2 separate regions of the Homo sapiens genome follow, and region 1 is linked to region 2. Evidence: read pairs that join two places in POLR2A ChIA-PET (ENCODE). Cell type or tissue: Panc1. All regions are shown on one strand. Links, peaks and the distances in the headings refer to the core of each region. The heading gives the core; the rest is flanking DNA.

Region 1 (5,395 bases), core at 162-5,161, 310 kb before region 2:
AACATTGTCTTAGACTATAGCCAGATACTTACTCAGCCTCAAGAGGAGCTGGGTTTTCATGTTACGGGTCAGAATTCATGAGCTCTTGAAATTACATAGTGTCATCTCATATTGCACTCTCATGTTAAAGAAAATGGGAAGAAAACATAGTGATTACATTCAGTGTGCTCTTCAAAGCCATAAAAGTTTCAACAGTGTTATTTTCACATGTTCATATGAGATAAAGGCTGCTGACATCATGAGTAGCTGCAAAGCACATCAGGTGGAATCCCAGTAAACAAATAAGCAAAGTGGTAAATTTGGATTCTACTTTTGGTTATTTGAGTCAACGTAGCCTGGACAATAAATGCTAATTATATTTGATTATGTGTTAATATTATATTATATATACATATTTGTATACTATTATATCAAATGCAATAATATTTGATTAGGTTGTTCTTATATATTAACAAATATAGTTGTATACTTGTTATAATATGAGTAGATATATTAGGTTTGTTTGTGAGACATAAAAATATAAAAGTGGCATAAATAAGATGTATATAAATAAAATCATTTGTAAACATAAGCTCTCCAGGGCTTGAAGGGTAGCCCCACAATGATTTCTCTCTTGTCAATCTGCTATTATTTAAAGATAACTTTCACCTTCTAGTCCAGGCAAGCAGCTCTAACCATTATATCTGGATTGTGCTTTTTTGTTTATTTTTATCTTTGTTTTTGTTTTACCTTTGAAATAAATTTCTATTTTATTAACAATATTTTCTGCATACAATTGAAGACATAATATTATAAATATTTGTTTACTCAAGAAATTTATTTAATTGTTCATTTAACTCTTTCTAGCCCCTTTTCATAACTGCATTAACCAACAATGTTTTGTTTAAACGTTTTTGTTTTAAAATAATTATAGACTCAGACTCACAGAAAGTAGCAAAAATAGTATAGACAGGTCTTATGTACCTATCATCTACACACACACACACACACACACACACACACACGTTTCATTTCTCTAGGATAAATAACCAAAAGTGCAAGTGCTGGCTCCTATGGTAAGTATATGTTTAATTTTGCAATGAACTTCCAGACTAATTTATTGATTGGCTGTATCATTTATGTTTCCACAAGCAGTGTAAGAGAGATCCAGTTTCTTCACAACCTTGTCAGTAGTTGACATATATTTAAAATTGTTTAATCATATTAATAGATATGTATGGTGTCTCATAGTCGCTTTCATTTGCATTTCTTAAGGGCTAATTGAACATCTTTTACTATGTTTATTTGTCCCTCGAATATTGTCTTTGATAATATATCTGTGAAACACTTTGCTCATTTTTTAATTGTATTACTTGTTTTCTTGCTGTTGGGTGTAGAGAGTTCTTTAAACATTGTGGATATGAGTATTATGCCTGATACACGATTTGCAAATGTTTTCTCTAATCGGTGGCTTGTGTTTTCATTTTTTAGTATAGTCTTTCCCAGAGCAAAAGTATTTAATTTTGATGAAATTTAATATTTTTTTTCTCTTGTGGATCATGACTTGATGCCATGTCTAAGAATTTTTTGCTAACCCTAGGTCATGAAGATTTTCTCCCATATGTTGTTTAAAAAGCTTTATAGTTTTACATTTTGTATCTATTTTGAGTTAATTTTGTGTAAAGCACGGGCTTTAGGTCAAAGTTCACTTTTTTTGGAAGTTGATGCCAATTGTTTCAGCACTATTTGTTAAAAAGAATCTCTTTCTTCCATTGAATTGGTTTTGCTTATTTGCCAGCAGTCAGCTGGCTGTTTGTGCACATCTGTGTTTTAAACAGCAGGAAGGTAAAAGAGAGAAGAGAAGGTTCACGGCCACCACACCATTTGCATGGGAAAAATGAAATAGGGTCTTTGTTACAGGTAGGAATATATCCAGCTAAAAACTGAAGTGCCTGTTACCATATAAGAGGAGGATAATGAATATTCAACAACAATTAGAAGTCTTTACCAGAGCAGCTATCATTTCAAATACAACAAAAACACAAAAGTAAAAAATGAAAATGAAAGCATGATTCAGCAGTGTGGCTGATTTTCCTTCTCATCAAGTTCTGGCAGAGAAGTGGAATGGTTAACATCTCTGGGTGCTCAAGGTCTCCAAGTCTTTTCTGCCTGCCTCACTATGCAAACTTTAATATTTAATGCCAAACCTTTCTCTTCCTTCCTTCTTAAATGCTGACTGTAGTTATTCTAAACTTGGACTGGTAAACCACCCTTGATTTCTTTCAGGTGCCTCTGCTTCACTCATGGTTCACGATTTATTTCTCAAAATAAATAACTCTGGTTAATTTCAGGGGATTTCTTTTAAGCTAACAACTCTACCCTAATCTGAATATTTTTGGAACTTGAACATTATCTTGATTCAAGTAAAACATAATAAAACTACTGAAATGGAAGAGCACAATCCCTTTCCCTGCACATTGAAAGTTATGAGGGAGAAGCGAGTGATGGAAATGAAAAGTAAGGCTGGAGTGAATCTCGAGCCAAGTACACATTCACACCAAGAAACTGCAAACCAAAGCTACTAGGGCAGTTGAGAGAACAGAAACTCACCCTGTCTCACCTGTATTGGTAGTGGCTGTGTATGGCTTAATGTTTAAATGGTGCCCAAGGCATCTTTGACATTTTTTACTCAGATGAGAAACAGCTAAACATCATTAGAAAATTTGGCCTGTTTAATCATATGCTGAACCCTTTCTAGTTCCAGAGGAGGATTAGTCTGGTCGGCATCCAGTTGACTTGGCATCAAGGTGCAGCTGGAATGGGAGCTTGGCTAGAACAGGGAATGAATGTCATCAAAACATGAATCAGGTTTCCTGAGACCCACTGTGTGAAATATTGGCATTCCTGTTACTTTATTATGTTCTCTCCTTCTAAAACTGTTAAATTTTGTAATGTAACCTAGGCTTTTACAGAAGTGACAAATAAAAAGCTAAATCGACACTTAGAATGTTCAAGGGTGCTCTGGAATGATGATTGTAGCTCTTTTTGTGGTACTGTAAAATATGAATAGTTTAGGTCCCAAATTCTTTTCACATTACAGAAAACTGAGAAACTAGATCAACCAATAATAATTATATAAGCTTCAATGCTGGTTTGTAAAAATATGTCAAAAAATTAACATGCCTGCCAGCATTGGATATTAGATCTTATCAATTCTGATTGCTACAGATGTATGCAAAAAAACATATCATTAATGGCAGATGCATTTAAACACATTTATCATTGAGCTTTGACGTATGTTTAACAGTTAACTTTGACTTACATTTCCCGATACTAAAAAGGTAAGGGTTAGGTACAGGGAAACAGCATAAGTCCTGCATTTGTGGAATGGGAAGTGATTAAGAGAGTGGGTTTTGAAGTCAGGCAACTGAGTACCTGGCAACACTATTTAAAAGATAATGAACTCACGTGAATTTCTTAATCGTTCTGTGCCTCAGTTTACTCACGTGTAAATGAAGATAATATAAATACCATATACAGTAGTACAGCAAAGAAGATAATCCATATAAATTGTTTGAAGGATTGTTGAATATTTTATTCATATCACATGCATTGCTTGTTACTTATTCATTCATTTCCTTATTCAACAAATATTTAATTGCTAAAGTGCCTACCGTATACTTATGGTTCTAGTAGCTTAGAATTCATTAGTAAATAAAACAGAAGAAAATCTTTGCCTTTGGGAAGCTTTTTTTTAATGTGTGGAGGTAAGCTTTATATCCAACATTTTTGCTTGACTGATTTATGTTAAAATAACTCATGTTTTACTGCAGCTGAAACATTTAAACTTCAACTCACATATTATCAGTAATTATAATCACAATTTTGTCTCTTCAGAGATGGCCCAGAGAAGTTAGTCTCAATTCCATTACTGACCTGATTCATTAGGAAAATACCCCTCTTACAAAAGAAAGCTTTTATATATTGTATACTTGAAAATTGCTAAAAGAAGAGGTTTTAAATGTCCTAACCACAAAAAAGTACATAAGGTAATCCATATTTTGAATAGCGTGATTTAACCATTCCACAATGTTTACATATATCAAAATAGCATGTTTTACACCATAAATATGTGCAATTTTTGTCAATAAAAAATAAACAAATAGCTGAAATAATATATTGTTTTTAGAAAGAAGGCCTTTAGAAGGGTGGTTGTCTCTGCAGATTTTAACAGACACAGATAGTAACACCAAATTTTATTCCTTAGCCCTTGGCTCTTCAATAACTTGTTTCTTCTTTTAACATGTTTTTAAGGACATTAGGACAATATGTCACAAGCCACATTCCATGCTGTCATTTATCTTATGCTGGATGATAGTAAATAAACTTACAGCTTTTCTTAAATAATTTAAGAATAAATGTCATTTACAGAAGACTTATTTTGATACACTTTAAAATAACTAAAAAAGTATGACTGGATTGTTTTTAAGACAAAGGATAAATGCTTTAGCCCGTTTACCATGATGTGATTATTATACATTGCATGCCTGTATCAAAGTGTCTCAGGTACCCCATAAATATATACACCTACTACGTACCCACAAAAATTAAAAACTAAAAAAAGAAATTAATTTTAAAAGCCCTCAATGTGCAATGTTAGCTACATGTAACTGTTCAAGTGGCCTATTTTTAGAGAAAACTACCTATTGTTTTATTTTTGATAGAAACAAGTTGTTTCTAGAGCTACTTAATGGTACTGGCAAAATTTGGCAACCATGTGATTTTTGGTTTCCATAGTATCATCTTGGTTTTCTTTTAACATATATAAATAATAGAAATATCAAGTTTTTAATTATTTAATTAAAATTACTGTAGCTTTAATGTGTAATATAACGTTCAGAACAACTTTAAAAATTGTTACTTTTTATGAATCGTTTCAATGACCCATTGAAGTGATCAAAACGATTGCCAAGAGACCCCTCTATCTTTGTTTTTGAGCTGCACACATATTTTGAGATAGGGTAAAAAATACAGAGAAGATCTTTCCATAATGTTTCAATTGCTTCAGGTAGAATAAAATCATTCAAAGATGCTCCTCGCTTTGAGTTATTCTCTTGCCATATCTATTTTACTCACGGATTTTATTCTTCTTTCCTTGCCTCTCCATTGCTTACCCTCCAAATATAATAAGAAATAAGTAATCAAGCATGCTTAGTTAAAAATAGCAATTCATGTCTGGGCACAGTGGCTCACGCCTGTAATCCCAGGACTTTGGGAGGCCGAGGCGGGTGGATCACGAGGTCAGGAAATCGAGACCATCCTGGCTAACACAGTGAAACCCCGTCTCTACTAAAAACACAAAAAATTAGCCGGGCTTGGTGGCGGGCGCCTGTAGTCCCAGTTACACGGGAGGCTG
Region 2 (5,395 bases), core at 216-5,215:
CATGTTTCTATAGCTAAAATTTTGCTTTTGTAGGCTGAGGTAACCTTACTCCTATCTTTTCAAATACCCTTTCTATCACTGCCAATGGCTTTTCTGTCCCATTTCCTTTATGGATAATTCCAACCAAAACTGATTTTATTTTTTCTGACCACCATGATAGGTTATTAACTGAGCATGTATTTTCACAGTTGCTTATAATTGAACTCTGTTCTCTAATTTTTTTTCACATGCATAAGTCCTTTCACCTAAAATAGATTTTATATCACCTAGGCATAAATATATTTGCATCCTCTAGAGCAGACAGACATATAGTAAGTGCTTAATAATACTCAGTTTGACACAATTTAATTGAATTAAGAAGCATTTAAATTTAGGCAGGAAAACTGAATAAACATTGAATAAACACTTTTTTTTCTCTCTCTAAAATGCTCATCTGGCTTCTTTTTCAAAACAGTTTTTTTTTTTCCTTACATATAGTCAGGGTCTTAGACTCCTGAATTGTAGTCTAATTGGCCTAATTTGAGACTCATGTTGGCAGCAACAATTTCTGTAACTATCTGGAGTTGTGAAGCAGTTAGCCAGAGAAGTATATTTGACAGCTAAGTTATTTCTCTACAGAAAAAAAAAAAAGTGTTGAAATTCAGAAAGGGATCAGTTAGGCTTGTAATAGTTACTGTTTTTCTATAACACCCTTTGCTCCCCGTGGCATCTGCCTATGTCATTCTCCTTGGGTGCTGAGGGTGGGTGCTGCTAGAACGTATGACTTCATGATGCATCACTCAGGATTCCTTCCCTAAATTCCCCTATGAAATGTTGGTTTTCACCTCCATCATCCTGATGCATGCTCTCTTTTGTCCAAAACTTCTACTCTGTTGTGTATTCTATGTGTGCCTGTGCCCAGAAACTTCAAGAGCCAAGGACTTTCATTCTCCCTGAGGATGTTTCTAAGGATCTCTCTACTCTCATGTATGATTTTTTACAATGTTTGTAGGTAGAAAATAAATTATCGGTGAGGAGAGAGAAAATGAAGAAATGGGAGTGATTGAGAGGAAAGCATGAGGGAGAAGAGGAAGAATCATGAACATGAGTGGAGGGGTTATTCTCTAAGAGGCCAGCATGCTCTTCTTCCACCAGTAGGGAGGAATAATAAACATGTCAAGAGGAGCAGAAAAAAGATAAGAGTTCCTTAAAATCTTTTGAGGTGGAGAAAAGGAACTACATGAAAGATGATGGTAAAGAGCCTAAAACTTTTCCCTGAAGAAATAGGGAGTAAGATCATTTGCCTGAGAGATGCAGCAGATTATGAAAATGACTTGGGACCATCTTTGTGAGATTTGGGCATCTATTAGAGGGTCATGATTGTGGTGAGCACCTGAATGAAAGTGGCTGGCACAAATGTATTATGGTATAGTCACTGAAATCTATGGCCCTCAGGCAACTCTGGATAGGGAAGAGAGAGAAAGTATGGACAATGGAGCTGATCCCTGAGGCAAATAATTCTAGAAGGGTGGAGATGGAAAGCACTGGTGTGACTGACAGGAAGGTCGAGGCTTGTGGGGTGGAGGGTGAAATAAGAGTTGTGGAGATTTCATGTAGCATGCATGTGAGCCATCCAGGGACACGAGTGCTGGGAGTAAGCGGGCTCACCAGACACAGCCATCCTTCACCCTCCTTCACACCAGGAGGGCAGCTCAAACATGTTTGGGACATACAACTATGGACTTTGGGACATACAACTATGGACAAAGCTTCCCCAAAAAGAGACAATTAGGAAAAGTAATACAGGCCAATAACCATGCTTTCTCTACATACTATTTCAAATAAGTAGACTTTGTAGTGTAACCTGCATTTCTACTTCAAATAATTGTGGAATCTAACATTTTAAAATACATTCCCTTTATATTACATATTACCAATTTACATACTTGTAAAAACATAAAAATTTAGGAGGCAATAATTTATTTACTCAAAATTATAACAGGACTTAAATTACCAATTATTTTGGTTAATATCGGAATAATTTTATGGACAAAAAATCATTTACTTAGAAACCGTGCTAAGAACATAAATTTAACATCATCTAAACTCTTTGCTTATTTCTAGGAGTAACTCTTTCATAAGTACATAGTTAGATAGGTTCCTTAGTTTGAATGGTGATGTCTTTAATAACTTCGGTGTTGGCCGGGCGTGGTGGCTCACACCTGTAATCTCAGCACTTTGGGAGGCCAAGGCCGGCGGATCACAAGGTCAGGAGATCGAGACCACCCTGGCCAACACGGTGAAACCCCGTCTCTACTAAAAAAAAAATACAAAAAATTAGCAGGGCGTGGTGGCAGGCGCCTGTAGCCCCAGCTACTCGGGAGGCTGAGGCAGGAGAATGGCGTGAATCCAGGAGTGGGAGCTTGCAGTGAGCCGAGATCACGCCACTGCACTCAGTGTGACAGAGTGAGACTCTGTCTCAAAAATAATAATAATAATAATAACTTCAGTGTTTTTTTCTCTATTTACTCAGTTTTCCAGAGGGAAGGCTAAGCTTGTTCCATATTAGGAGGTTAAAAAAATGCGTACTTCAGTGACCAAGAGTGTTTATACCTGACTATTTTAGGCTCAAGCTCTAGGGTGGGGGTATAGTTGATTCACAGATTTTTTGGATTTTGATTCTGAAATTTCATATCCTGGGGTGAGTTATTTGCAAGAATTTGTAGTGATGAGCTTTTGTCTCCCTGTGCTAGTGAGTTGTTTTGCTGCTGTGTGGTGGAGGCCAGGACTTTTCAGGGTGATGCCTCCACTAGCTACTTTGCAGGGCATCATAGCCAACTGAGAGTCAAAGGTAGATGTAACCACATGTGAACTTCAGACTTTCCATTTGACTTGCATCTCCAGCCCTCTAGAATTATTCACTGCAGGGATCAGCTCCATTGTTCATGCTTTCTATCTCTTCCATGTCCAGAACGGCCTGAGTGCCACGAGGTTCCAGTTACTGCACTATTATATGTTCGTGTCAGCCACTTTCACTTGGGCTCTCACCATGATTATGAACTCCTTAGAGATACTCAAATACATTTCTCATGAGGGTAGCTCCAAATCATTTTCATAATCTGCCATACTTTCCAGCTAAATAACCTTACTATCTACTTCTTTAAGGAAAAATATTAGGGTCTGTACCATTATCTTTCATATAGTTACTTTTATATACTTTGGAAATAATTTAATGTAAAATCAATACTGCATATTGTGGGACAATGGAATTACCTGGGTTTTGGAGTCAAACACATGTGAGTTCAATTCTTAGATTAGCTACTGAAAAGGTGGGAGGGTTTAGAAAAATTATTAAAGCTCTGTGAACTCCAGATCTTTTTTTACCTAAGTGTGTATTATAATAATAGACACTTTGCAAAGTTATCATAAAATATAAATTAATAAATGAGATAATATTGATGGGATAAAAGTATTTTGCATAATTTTTGGCACACAATAAATTATCACAGTATGCATTAATCGTTTTAACTTACTGAGTGATATAAAAGGATATTTTGAAAGTAGTTGTTATTAACACAAACATAGATTTCACTTTCTAAACTACATTAAGTGGTCAAAATAAAATGTTTACTCAATAAAGTATTCATCAGCATGTTTTTAAACCTATAGGAATTCTGCTGCAATCATATTCCAGTAACTGGGTAGGTCTGGTTCAGGTATTGTACTAAAAGGAGTCATGAACTAGGTTGTAAATGATTTTGTCAAGGTGTCAGTCATGTCATACATGAAAGTATGCTGTTGTAAGTCTGTGAGAGTCAACATGTGTGAAAAATAACAATGAAGGGCCAAGGAACCACCACGACACCTTACAGAGGTGTATTATTGGACAGCCCTGTGATAGCTGTGATAGCTGAAGTTTGCCCAGGCTGTGATCCACTAGTTTTTAGCAGGGTAATCTTTCTGTGCAAAAATGCCACACAATTCACCAGGCCTCCAGGGAGCTGGGAAATCACAAATAGACAGAGACTTGAAGAGTGGGTGGATTTTTTTTTTTTTCTTTAAAGCAGCAGCTGTTAGTTTAAAAGATAGTCTTTAGTCTTGAAAAAAAAAAAAAAGAAATACAAGGTATTTACTGATTTCTATAGCAAGTTCTATATTTTTTCTTTTCCCTTACTTCTTCTAATTCCAATGTTATGTTTTTTAAAGTAATAGTGATAATTTTATCAGTGTCTCTAATTTATAATGTCTCTAGTAAGAGTAGCTGTTATATCAATATACTATAAACATACCCTTTCTTACTTGTCACTCCCTCCTCTCCTTCTGCTTCTTACCTTCCTTTCTTGTCTCTCTCTTCCTGTTCTTCCTTTATTATGTATATTTAACTCATGTTATTCTCACAATTTTTTTTTTTTTTTTGAGATGGGATCTGGCTCTGTCACCCAGACCGGAGTACAGTGGCATAATCATTGCAGCCTCAACTTCCTGGGCTCAAGTAATCCTCCTTCTTCGGCCTTCTGAGTAGCTGGGACTACAGGCATGTGCCACCAAACCTGGATAATTTTTTAAATTTTTTTTTGTAGAGACAGGGTCTATGTGGCCCAGGCTGTTCTCAAAGTCCCAGGCTCAAGCGATCCTCCTGCCTCAGCTGGGATTACAGGTGTGAGCAACTGTGCCTGACCACAAGTTGCCTCTTAAATGAATAAGTGGTTATTAGAGCAGTCATCATTCTTCTGACAGAAAACCTTCCTGACAAGGGTTTCATATGTGAATATAATGAAAGCAAAATTTAACTTTTAACCAAAAATGTTGCAGTATATTCATTTGAAAAGGATGACACAGAAAGGATAAGTAGATTATTTCTGAGACCCCATACACACTGTCTTTACAATTCCAAGATTCATAATTCTAATATACTAATAAAATATAAAACTTTTAGTGTTTATAAATAGACAAAAATACATGTGGATCTCTTATACCAACTGAATTTTATATATTAATACTTCCTCGACCAAAGGTATTTCTTTGTAATTTTTGTCTTACTTTTACAAAACAGGAAAATGAGAAAAAAGTAAACTTTCACTAGACAGAGGTAGAATTTTCATTGGCATCTCTAAGAAGAGTATGGGGAGACTCAGAGCTTTCAGATGGCTTTTGAGGAAACTGCTTTGTGTTTATTTTGCTGCCTTCCTTCACTTTTTCCCTCTAGCAAACACAGAGATTAAAGATCAGTGTGTTGGCCATTCTACTGTCATCACAACATAAAATGTTTTCTGCTCTCTTGAGCTGACATCTCATCAGCACTAACAGCTTGACCCTACACCCCAATGGTATATAGGATATACCTGTCTTTAAAATGTGTGAACAGAATGTTATCTGCAGTGATTTTTCTTTTTATCCTTTGATCTGTCACTATTTC

Evidence for each region. ChIA-PET counts read pairs that join two places held together with the same protein. Peaks named below come from ENCODE experiments on the same cell type or tissue, not always from the same donor. Only the 100,000 strongest peaks of a DNase experiment are listed, where the experiment ranks them.
Region 1: POLR2A ChIA-PET joins it to region 2 with 5 read pairs; 2 of 35 experiments call an interaction of 5 or more read pairs at or near these places.

What each region holds. Positions count from the first base shown.
Region 1 is chr7:126,409,410-126,414,804 of GRCh38, forward strand. No RefSeq gene overlaps it. Among named protein-coding and RNA genes, the nearest start is that of MIR592, 650 kb to the right of the region's middle. In Panc1, for the core only: no CTCF peak of the experiment used is centred there; a DNase peak (open chromatin) is centred at 2,053; H3K4me3 peaks cover 281 bases.
Region 2 is chr7:126,715,772-126,721,166 of GRCh38, forward strand. All of the region lies in intron 7 of GRM8 (glutamate metabotropic receptor 8), which reads right to left. Among named protein-coding and RNA genes, the nearest start is that of MIR592, 340 kb to the right of the region's middle. RefSeq lists an enhancer at 4,515-4,564. In Panc1, for the core only: no CTCF peak of the experiment used is centred there; no DNase peak of the experiment used is centred there.